Linked DNA regions of Homo sapiens: all the other regions are linked to region 3. A link is a contact called in ENCODE Hi-C or POLR2A ChIA-PET data. All regions are on one chromosome and are shown on one strand. The core of a region is the stretch at or near the end of the contact, and the rest is flanking DNA. Distances in the headings are between cores, read along the strand shown. Region 1 has its middle 36 kb from the start of PLA2G4D. Region 2 overlaps EHD4 (EH domain containing 4). Region 3 holds the start of JMJD7-PLA2G4B (JMJD7-PLA2G4B readthrough).

Region 1 (3,623 bases), core at 11-2,510, 230 kb after region 3:
AATTTCCACCACTCCAGGGGCAGAATGCAGAAAGAAGAGAAAAGTAGCGGGGGGCCTGGCGCAGCTGCTAATGCGGTGCAGAAACTCTTTGAGCTGCCACCCTGGCAGGGCCGGCCTTGGGGGATGTGCCTGAGGATGGTGGGTGAGCAAAGCCACCTGCCCCGGCACAGAGCCTGCGGGTTGTGCTCTGCAAAGCCCTCCCGGTTTCATTCCCAGAGACCGGGCGAGAAAGGGCAAGCCAGGCAGCAGACGCTGGGGGGCGCGTGGCCAGGCTACCCGGATCGTCCAGCGCGACATGGAGTCTGTGTGTCCTCACCAGTGCTGCGTGACAGGAGCCGGGCACCACCGACGCCATAGGCTTGTCGGTGTCTCAGCACTGACACCGTGTGGCCCTGAGAAAAAGCAGTGAGGGGTCCGCAGAAAGTCTTGGAGACGGGAGGTTGTCCCATTTCCTTTCCTCGGGATGTTAATCAGCATCCCTGGGACTTTCCTGGTTATCGCTGATGGCAGAAGTCCAGGAGGGAAAGGAATGTGTCTGAGCTCAAAGGCTGAAGGCTTCAAGACTTAGAAGTCAATTCGATCACTAATGAGAAAGAATGTAATCTCAAGGTGAACTCCAGAGTAGGGAGTGAGTGTGTATCGTGACCTTGGGGGCTAGTCATCACCCCAGCCTAGACAAAGATGATGTAAAACACCCGCGTCAGGGTTGTGACATCCTCCTGACGTCGAGGAGCGACCGCCCCTTCCCGGATGATGTGGCTCGCACAGCTTACACTTTCTCCACCTCCGCTGGCCGTACCTGCTTCAGTAAGTGGCCCTGCCATCCACCCAGTTGCGTAATGGATTAGTCAAGACTCTCTTAGTCATAGGTAGGAGCCAAACTGAACAAGCTGAGGCATAAAAAGCAATTTACTGCCTCACCTAGCTGGGCAAGAGGCCGAACTAACTCACAGGTTTGACACAAGGAAGATTCTGGGAAGTTGGAGAAGAACAGAACCTGGGATTGGCAGCGGCCAGGGCTGTTTGTCCTGCCCTTGTCTCCTCTGTCCCCCTTCACCCACTGGCCTCACTCTCTCTTTCTGTAGACAGCCCTCCTCCAGTGGTGGGGATACAGCCCCTGGCAGCCCAGGCTCAGCCACCCCAACATCAAGGGAGAAATTTTTTCAACAGGAATCTTTCTAATAGGGAAGGGCTCAGATGGGCTTGCTCAAGTTAGGTGTCTGCCCCCCGAGGCAATCCCCAGTGGCAAGGAGATGACACACTGAGATAGGCCAGTCCTGGTCACACCCTCTCTCCTAGGGCTGCTGGACAGGAGTTGTCAACAGAGAAGAGTGACAGGAACACTTACTTGGCAGGCACAAATCACAGGTTGCTGTGCTCCACTATGCAGATGATGACACCCTCAGATTTTTTCTCTTTAGTAAACTCTTAAAACTAGACATATACACAGAAAACTGCATGAATTATGAGTGTGCAGTGTTTATTCACAAGAGCAAGGACATAGAATCAACCCAGGCACCCATCAAAAGTAGATTAAAGAAAATGTGGTGCATATACACCATGGAATACTACACAGCCATAAAAAAGAACAAAATCGTGTCCTTTGCAGTACCATGGATAAGGCTGGAGGCTGTTACCTTAATTGAATTAACACAGAAACAGAAAACTAAATACTACGTGTTCTTACTTGTAAGTGGCAGACACAAAGATGGGAAAAATAAACACCGGGAATTCCAAAAGCGGGGAGGGAGAGAGTGGGAGAAGGGTGGACAAACTGCCTATTGGGTACTATGTTCGCTACTTGGGTAGGGCCCAAACCTCAGTACCATGCGATATACCCATGTAACCCCAAACCTGTACATGTACCCCCAGAATCTAAAATTTGTTTTAAAAAAGAAAATAAATATGTATAGAAATAGCAGAATGTAAGATACCTTTAAGTTCACCTTTCAGAGATAACACTGATGATGTTATCAGCATTTATTATTTTCTTTAAGGATCTCATTTCTATTTATTTATTTATATATATATATTTTTTAGAGACAAGGTCTCACTCTGTTGCCCAGGTTGGAGTGCAGTGATGCAGTCATAGTTCACTGCAGCCTCAAACTCCTCAGTTCAAGTGATCCACCTGCTTTGGCCTCCCACAGCGCTGGAATTACAGGCATGAGCCAGCACACTCGGCCAAGAATCTCATTTTTTAGCCTCACTTTTAAAAAATAAAATAGAAAGTATACTGCATAAAGAAAAAAAATGTGCAGCTTCATTAAGTTTCCCTTTTGAATACACCCATGTAACAAGCATCCTGATGGAGAAACAGAACGTCACCAGCATCCTAGAAACCTTCCTTGGCTTCCTTCCAATCATGGCACACCTGTCTTCCAAAGGTAAATGCTATCCTGATTTCTGCTACTGTAATTAGTTTGATCAGTTTTGGCACTTTATACCAATGCAACTGTTCAATATTTTATTCTTCCATGCCTTGCTTCTTACATTCAACATTATGTTTATGAAACCCATCCATACTGTGTGTAATACAGAGTGTTTGTTTTCACGGCTGCATAATATTCCATTGCATGAATACTCCAAACATTATTTGCCCATTTTACTGTTGATAGACACCCTGGCCGTGAAGAGGAAAGTCCCAAGTGCCATTGGGTTGTGACAGTACTGTGAGAGACTTTACCTAGGCATTTATGTCTTTGAATTTTGCTTTGAATCATGTTCTTCTTTGAATATATGTGTAAATGCTGGCTGCTAATTAATATATAAGGTTGTCACATGAGTTTAAAAGCATTATTTCAGCCAAGCGCAGTGGTTCATGCTTGTAATCCCATCACTTTGGGAAGCTAGGCAGAAGAATTGCTTGAGCCCAAGAGTTCAAGACCAGCCTAAGCAACATAGCAGGACTTCTATAAATAAGAGCGTATTTTGTGGAAAGTTTTACGGAGTGACGAGTATGCTCTGTGCTCTTGGGGACCACTACTCCAGGCAATTAATTGTCCTGGCAACACCGTCACTTGGCAACACAGCCCCCTGGTGGCAGCCACCTGAACTGCAATCTTACCTCAGAAAAAGTTAATTGCTGTTTTTCAAACCGGGCATTATAGCAAGTGTCACAACCCAGGACATAATTTATACTTAGACCAGTAATCATTTATGTGAATAAAAGTGCTCCATCTCCATGGCATTGTATCTAATCAGGATACAAGTCCATCTCTAAAATAATGATAAAAATTTTTTAAAGAACTACCATTTATCAAGTACTTCCTGTGTCTGGTACCGTGCCACACCCTTCACATACAGTATTCAGCGTCATCCCTCCAGCAGTGCTGCGGAGTGGCCATTGTTGTCACCTTTTAGAGACAAGGAAGCAGAGGCTTGCAGATGTTCAGGAATCATCTCAAGGTAAATGGAGCCAGGATGGCTTCTCCCACAATCATGATCTCCTCTGCCCCCTGCGATTGGAGGCACCTGGCTGTTCCACGCTCACTCAAGGTTCATTCCCACAGACCAGCCCCCACCCCGAGGAGGGCTGGAGTCAGAGAAGAGCTCACTTTTTCTCCTGTGGCTCTCTGCTGGGAGGCACGTACTTCTAGTTCCTCTTCCCTCGTCCATACCGC
Region 2 (3,224 bases), core at 330-2,829, 130 kb after region 3:
AGCGACCCTACTGGACAGACCTTTAACAATAAATCATTTTTAAAGTGTGCTTCAAGTGTGAAATAATTTGAAGTCAAAGGTGTCCCCCTTTGACTGTGACCTTGGTAAATCAATCTCTGGATCTCAGACACAGAGGAAGAACTAGAATTAGGAAGAATTACTGTATTATAAAGCTTGCTTGCATTATCAATTTGTTTGGTGATACTTTCACAGATAATACAAAGTTAACATTCAGTGTTCAATTTCACCATCAAAGAAATACCAGTAAAGACAGAGCACATTAACAAATTTTTGAAAACTCGGAATCATCAATGCTGGCAAGGGTCCTGTGAGATAAACACCCTTATATATGTTGGTGGGGGAATAAGTTGGTCTAACTTCACTAAAAAGCAATTTGACACCATGTGTTAGAAGCCTTTAAAATGGGGGTCTTGCTGGGAGCGGTGGCTCGTGCCTGTAATTCCAGCATTTTGGGAGGCCGCAGTGGGAGGATCGCTTGGCCTAGGAGTTCGAGACTAGCCTGGGCAACATGGAGAAACCCCGTCTCTACAAAACATACAAAAATTAGCCAGGTGTGGTGGCGTGCATCTGTAGTCCCAGCTACTTAAGAGGCTGGGGTGGGATGGTCGCTTGAGCCCAGGGAGGTTGAAGCTGCAGTGAGCTGTGACCATGTCACTGCACTCCAGCCTAGGTGACAGAGTGAGACCCTGTCTCTAAATAAATAAAGAAAAAATAAACTCAAATGGGGATTTTGCGGAGTTGACCTCTAACAGCTCGTGCTGGTGTTATTTGAGGGCCTGTTTCCTCTCCTCTCTTGGGCTGTCATTTCCTGCAGGGCATGGTCTATATACTCAGTACTTTAGAAACCTGGAGTCTGGTAGGAATGATTTGAGTCAGCCTCTTATCTTTACAAGCGACAAGACTGAGGGTTAGTGCAGGAACATGGCTTGTTGCTGGTCAAACTCACAGGGTGGCCATGCAGGATCCAGAACCTGCAGCCCCTTTCTCCTGGCCCCAGACTTCTGCTCTTACACCAGGCACAGCACCATCACCCTGGGGTCCTACACTGCCCCCAGCTCCCTGGTGCTCTAAGCAGGACCTGGCAGATCCCTGACTTTACATATGACACTCTAAGCTGATTGCCCTGAAGAAGATTTTTCACTGGGGGACTGCAGAAACTCAGATTCATCTGTTACACTGCTGGGTAAACAGGTACATGTCAGTGCAGTGAGGGAACTCGGAACAACCAAGACACCAAGTATCTGACATGGAAAAAGGGAGAATGAAGTGATGGATCCACACACAGCAAGCTGGAAGGGAAGAGTCTGAGCTGATGCTGAGGTGCAATGTGCATAAATGGGTCAATCACACAGCCACACGGGATAGACAGCCTGATCAACTGTGTTAGACATTTCTCACGGTGGGAGTGCCTCAGAGGCTTTCCCAAAGCTACGAGTTTCAGGGACTCTAGTATTATCTGCAATAACAACAATTCAAAGGAACAAGAGGACACAGGAAGACCACCGTGATTCAGAGCTGATTAGCCCCTCCACAGGCATCCTGTGCTTTGGAGACTTGATTTTTGTCCTTGGCTCCACTTTGCTCCCCCTTTCCTGTGTTCTCGGAGAGGCCTGCCAATTCCAGCAATGATTGCTCCAAGGTTCTCGAGCCAAGCCAGCCACATAAAAAGGTATGGACATTTGGATTCCAAGCAGCTGGGCGGAAGGGATGGTGGGATGGATGGGAGACCTGACATCCCCTTGTCCTGGTCCGATGAGGTCCCCAGTTCAGACTCATCCAAGTGGCTCTGGGGTACCCCGGTTGCCAGCATTCAGCCCAAGCTCACAGAGCTACTTTGATGCAAGAGTATATATGGATGGTGTCTTCTTTTTTTCATTGCTTAGGCTAGAATTTTTTTTTTCACTTCATAGAAGTGAATGTCATTTATGACAAGGGGAAGAAAAAAAACTCTCAAGATATTGAAAACAGAGATACTCTCAATATGTCCAAGCACCATCTTCTCAACGATGAGCTTAAGAATGAATAAAAACCAAACAAATCTAAGTGGCACATTATTCAAACAAATGCTGGAGTAGTGGGCAAAGCATTACACTTTAAATAAATATACCTAACGCTTGAGGACTCGTTATGTGCTAAAGTCTTTACATGAATAGTCTCATTTCATCCTAACTACCTTATGGGCAGGTACTATTTCTATCCCTATTTTACAGATGAGGAAACTAAGGCTCAAATGGGTTAAGCGGTTTATTAAGATGAAGGATTTCTTACTAGTCTTATGAGGACACCACCCACCCTAAATCAGAGCCTGAGAGGCCGACGGGTTCCACTGGGAATGTTTACAGGAACGTGTCCTGTGAATCATAACAAATACACAAATGTAAGATTTTAAAAATAATACGGCACATATATTTTGAGTGTTGTATGAGCATTATTTTTAAATTATCAAGCCAAATCTAAAGAAATGGTTTGTGTGGGCTGGGCGTGGTGGCTCACGCCTGTAATCCCAGCACTTTGGGAGGCCGAGGTGGGCGGATCACGAGGTCAGGAGATCGAGACCATCCTGGCTAACACGGTGAAACCCCGTCTCTACTAAAAATACAAAAATAAAATTAGCCAGGCATGGTGGCGGGCGCCTGTAGTCCCAGCTACTCGGGAGGCTGAGGCAGGAGAATGGCGTGAACCCGGGAGGCTGAGCTTGCAGTGAGCCGAGATCGTGCCACTGCACTCCAGCCTGGGTGACAGAGCAAGACTTTGTCTCAAAAAAAAAAAAAAAAAAAAAAAAAAAAGAAATGGTTTGTGTGATGATAAACGAGATCTTAAAATATGTTCGTGCATACCTTGGCATCTGTGCATGGAGTTTGGGGGTTCAATTCATTGCTATTGCCTGAAACATTTTTAAAATAAGTTTTGGAAAGTTTCATGTAATATATTTTTCTTCAGAATACTTACTTGATCCACTATTTCACTAGGAGAGGGATGAAAAGGAAGAGTTACTACTTCTACTCTGATTTGATTTGAGCCTGGAAAGATGTTTTAAGAGCAGTTTCTGGCCGGGCACGGTGGCTCACACCTGTAATCCCAGCACTTTGAGAGGCTGAGGTGGATGGATCATGTGAGGTCAGGAGTTCAAGGCCACCCTGTGGCAAACACGGTGAAACCCCGTCTCTACTAAAAGCACAAAAATTAGCCGGGCGTGGTGGTGC
Region 3 (3,640 bases), core at 146-2,645:
GAGGAGGGAGGTGCTGGGGCCAAAGGAGACACTAGAAAAGTGGTAGATGGGACAGGTAAGTGGCAGAGGTGAGGGGATAAGTTAGAATGTAAAAGGGCAGTAATTAGGGGTGAGGGAAAGGAGATAGGGGACCCTAGGAGGTAGAGTGGGACCATGTCGTGAGGCAGTTGAAGAGTTGAGGAAAGGTTTTTCTGGGCCCTACTGCTCCCCTCTGCTGCAGGTAAGTCAGAGCAGCTTTACCACAGCTTCAGGCCACGAGAGCCCCTTCACCCGCCCTGCTGCGCCATAGGCAGAGGCTTATAAAGAAATGGGTTCTGGGCCAGGTGTGGTGGCTCAAGCCTGTAATCCCAGCACTTTGGGAGGCCGAGGCGGGTGGATCACCTGAGGTTAGGAGTTCGAGATCAGCCTGGCCAACATGGTGAAACCCTGTCTACTAAAAATAAAAAAATTAGCTGGGCGTGGTGGTGGGCGCCTGTAATCCCAGCTACTCGGGAGGTTTAGGCAGGAGAATCGCTTGAACCCTGGAGGTGGAGGTGGAGGTTGCAGTGAGCCGAGATCGCGCCATTGCACTCCAACCTAGGTGACAAAGCTACACGCCATCTCAAAAAAAAAAAAGAAAAAGGGTTACAAAAGGTTCCCAGCTCCGGGGCATCAGCCTGAGTGCGCTTGAGCTGCTCCAAACCTGGCCCTTCCCCACTCCTCTAGCATCGCCACCCGCATGGCCCTGGAACTCCCGCGGCGGCGGGGGCGGGCCCGTGCCTGCTGTGCCCCGACTTCCCACACCAGCCGCGCCCACCGCAGGTGGGACTCAGGTTCGCCCTCTGGGCCAGGTCCTTCACGAGGAGGGAGCTACCCTTCGCCAGAAGTTTGTGAGAATGTGGCCGCCCTTTTCCTGCCCTCTGCCCCATGTGGGTGGGGGGCCTCGTGGCCCGGCCGGCGCCCCGTCCCCTTCTGCATGTCTGAGGCCACCGGCAACCGCCGCCCCACTCCAGATTTGCCCCCGCCTTGTTTTGAAAGCCCCTTATTTATAACTTTTATACTTTGTGCAGGTCGCGGCGCTTCCTGCCTCATCCTCGGCTGCATGGGGCGGGGGCGCTGTTTTTAACGTGCCCGTTTGTACTGATGTATGAACTTGTCAATAAACACAATTGTTTGTTAACCCTGGGATGCCGGCCAGTGGGGCAGGCCGAAGCGGGCGCTGCCAGTCGCTCCACCGCTTCGGTGGCAGAACCCGGTGTGTGTCCAGGGGCAGGACGGGGCGGGGTGCTGGGGGTGTGGCCTGCGGCGGGTGCCTCTGGAAGGGCGGGGCGAGGGTCTGGGGGTGTGGCCTGCGGCGGGGACTCTGGGGAGGGCGGGGCGAGTGCTTGGGGTGTGGCCTGCGGCGGGGCGTCGGGGAAAGGCGGGGTCTCGGCCGGCGCTGACGCAGCCATGGCGGAGGCGGCTTTGGAAGCCGTGCGGAGCGAGTTACGAGAATTCCCGGCCGCTGCAAGGGGTGAGTGGCTCTCCCACAGGCTGCGGCGATTTCCGAACACGGGAGGGGCCCTGGGATGCCGCTGACACCGGGGGCTCGGAACCTCGTGTGTGCGACTGCCCTGAGGCCCCGCTCGGGTTGCTCTTCTGTGGCAACCTGCTTCCCTTCTCCCGTGTTCGCGCGCTCCCGCGGCTTCCTGGGTGATTCTGTTCACGTTGTTCCCAAGGCCCGGTGCCGTCTTGACCGTGGTCGCGGCGAAGCCCTGTGTTTCCTACAGTCTTGAGCAGCTTGCTGTTACCCTTGTTGAAAGCTCATCGAAGGCACACAGCTGGTGGTCGGATTCCTCCCCCACGCGCCCCACCTCCGACCTCAACTCCCTTGTCGCACTTTGGGAGGATTGCAGGCTGACCAAATGGTCCCTGGCTCTTCCCCTGCTTGGTTTTTATTCCTTTTCTTTCTTTCTCTCTTCCCTCCTTCCTTCTTTTTTCTATTTTTAAATGATTTCTTACCACTGAACAGCAACACAGGCTCATGTGTATGTGATGGGTATGTAATATACAGTGGTACGCAATGTAAATGAAGCAAGGTTTCCTCCCAGCCCCAGTTTGCATTCTTACAGAAAGATTGTTTATATCCGTGCACACACGACTTTTTACCCTTTTTTTGTACAAATAGTAGCCTGCTAAACACACTCTTCTGCACCGTGTATCTTGGAGATCATTTCACATTCCTCTACCTCAGTCTTTTTCACGTCTGTGTGCTAGTGCTGTATTCACTTAGTCATTTAGGTCATGTCCAATCCGTTGTTTTCAATAATGCTGCAACGAATACTTTGAGGATTGATTTAACAAATACTTATTCAGCATCTCTGTGTGCCAGGCTCTGTTCAGTGTGTTTGAGATACATCACTGAACAAAACAAATCTGTCTTTTACAGTCTATGTCCTGTTACATTCTAAGTGAGAACGTGGACAATCAACCACAGGTGTACTGAATGAGTACATTGTAGAGTAGAAGAAGTAGGTTAGAAGGTAAGTGCAGGCAAAGCCCTCTTTGGGAGTATGCCTGATGTGTTTAGGAAACAGTGAAGAAGCCAGTCTGCAGGAGCAGCGTCTTCTGCGCATGTGTGAGTATGTTTGTTGGTTAAATACTTTATATTTTTTGAGACAGGGTCTTACTCTGTCACACAGGCTGGAGTGCAGTGGCACGATCATAGCTCGCTGCACCTCGACCTCCCAGGTTCAAGAGATCCTCCTGCTTCAGCACCTGGGAGTAGCTGAGACTACAGGCATGCGCCACCACGCCTGGCTAATTTTTTTGAATTTTAGTAGAGACAAGGCTGGTCTCAGATTCCTCAAACAATCCTTCCACCTCAGCATTCCAAAGTTTTGGAACGCCATGGAACACATAAGCCACTGCTCCCGGCCTTGTTAAATTCTTAGCAGAGTTATGGGGTCAAAGCAATTGTTTGGATCCCTTTTGAAATTTTCTCACTTGGAAGCCCCAGGAGAGGAAAGCAGCCATTCTCTAAAGGAAATGGTGAGCAAGTAAAACAAATCCCTAATTGCAGAAGTCCAAAGGGTGAAAAAATGGCAGTTTCCATGTATTTTCAGAATCCCAGGCTGTGTGCAGTACTCACGCCTGTAATCCTAGCACTTCAGGAGACCAAGGTGGGAGGCATCTCTTGAGGCCAGGAGTTCAAGACCAGCGTGGGCAACATAGTGAGACACCATCGTGTGGTGGCATGTGCCTGTAGTCCCACCTCCTGAGGCAAGAGGATTGTTTGAGTCCAGCAGTTTTGATGACAGTGGCGGGCAGTTGGAAGCAGATGCTGTCATCATGCTGGCTGCAGTGGGGAGGCACAAGTCGGGCAGCAGAAGTGGCTCTGGGAGCAGCAGTGGTGGTAGTGAGTCCCCTGTTCCCTGCATCCCCGAGGCAGCCGACTGCACCACCCCCACCCTCACATGGCTGGGCAGGACCTGCTCCTCAGCCCAGACCCTCTGCTGCAGCCTGAACCTCGCTCCCTGCCACATCCCAGAAGCCTGCGAGCACCCTGCCAAAGGTGCAACTGGGACTTGTAGGGACTTGCACTTGTGAGTACAAAAATACTCACACATGTGCACAAAGACCCTGCTCCTGCAAACTGGCTTCTTCACTGTTTCCGGAACAC

Evidence for each region. Hi-C counts contacts between places; a loop is a spot of excess contacts on that map. ChIA-PET counts read pairs that join two places held with the same protein, here RNA polymerase II (POLR2A). Pooled maps may share reads with other maps.
Region 1: a loop to region 3 is called in a map of cardiac septum, with 3 times the contacts of the local background. The contact joins the enhancer-like site here to the promoter of JMJD7-PLA2G4B in region 3. A Hi-C loop is called at or near these places in 4 of 168 maps with a recorded cell type or tissue (CD4-positive, alpha-beta T cell, cardiac septum, heart left ventricle and 1 more) and 15 of 50 pooled maps. POLR2A ChIA-PET finds 5 or more read pairs at or near these places in 1 of 52 experiments (activated CD4-positive, alpha-beta T cell).
Region 2: a pooled map shows a loop between it and region 3 (3-fold over the local background). The contact joins the enhancer-like site here to the promoter of JMJD7-PLA2G4B in region 3. A Hi-C loop is called at or near these places in 1 of 168 maps with a recorded cell type or tissue (psoas muscle) and 2 of 50 pooled maps. POLR2A ChIA-PET finds 5 or more read pairs at or near these places in 3 of 52 experiments (HepG2, WTC11 and activated naive CD4-positive, alpha-beta T cell).

Annotation. Positions count from the first base shown.
Region 1 is chr15:42,056,856-42,060,478 of GRCh38, forward strand. No RefSeq gene overlaps it. Among named protein-coding and RNA genes, the nearest start is that of PLA2G4D, 36 kb to the right of the region's middle. Within about 2 kb of position 1,261, at least 21 of the 41 ENCODE cell types and tissues checked have a DNase peak (open chromatin) inside an H3K27ac peak, as active enhancers do.
Region 2 is chr15:41,956,617-41,959,840 of GRCh38, forward strand. All of the region lies in intron 1 of EHD4 (EH domain containing 4), which reads right to left. LOC124903477 (a long non-coding RNA gene) reads left to right here. Exons shown (of 2, transcript XR_007064603.1): 2 at 1-49. Among named protein-coding and RNA genes, the nearest start is that of EHD4, 14 kb to the right of the region's middle. RefSeq lists an enhancer at 658-777. Within about 2 kb of position 1,580, at least 4 of the 41 ENCODE cell types and tissues checked have a DNase peak (open chromatin) inside an H3K27ac peak, as active enhancers do.
Region 3 is chr15:41,826,697-41,830,336 of GRCh38, forward strand. JMJD7-PLA2G4B (JMJD7-PLA2G4B readthrough) reads left to right here and starts at 1,396. Exons shown (of 25, transcript NM_005090.4): 1 at 1,396-1,492. The coding sequence starts at 1,429. MAPKBP1 (mitogen-activated protein kinase binding protein 1) reads left to right here. Exons shown (of 31, transcript NM_014994.3): 31 at 1-1,159. It overlaps JMJD7 (jumonji domain containing 7), which reads left to right and starts at 1,396. Exons shown (of 8, transcript NM_001114632.2): 1 at 1,396-1,492. The coding sequence starts at 1,429. RefSeq lists enhancers at 994-1,223, 1,255-1,549 and a silencer at 1,284-1,373.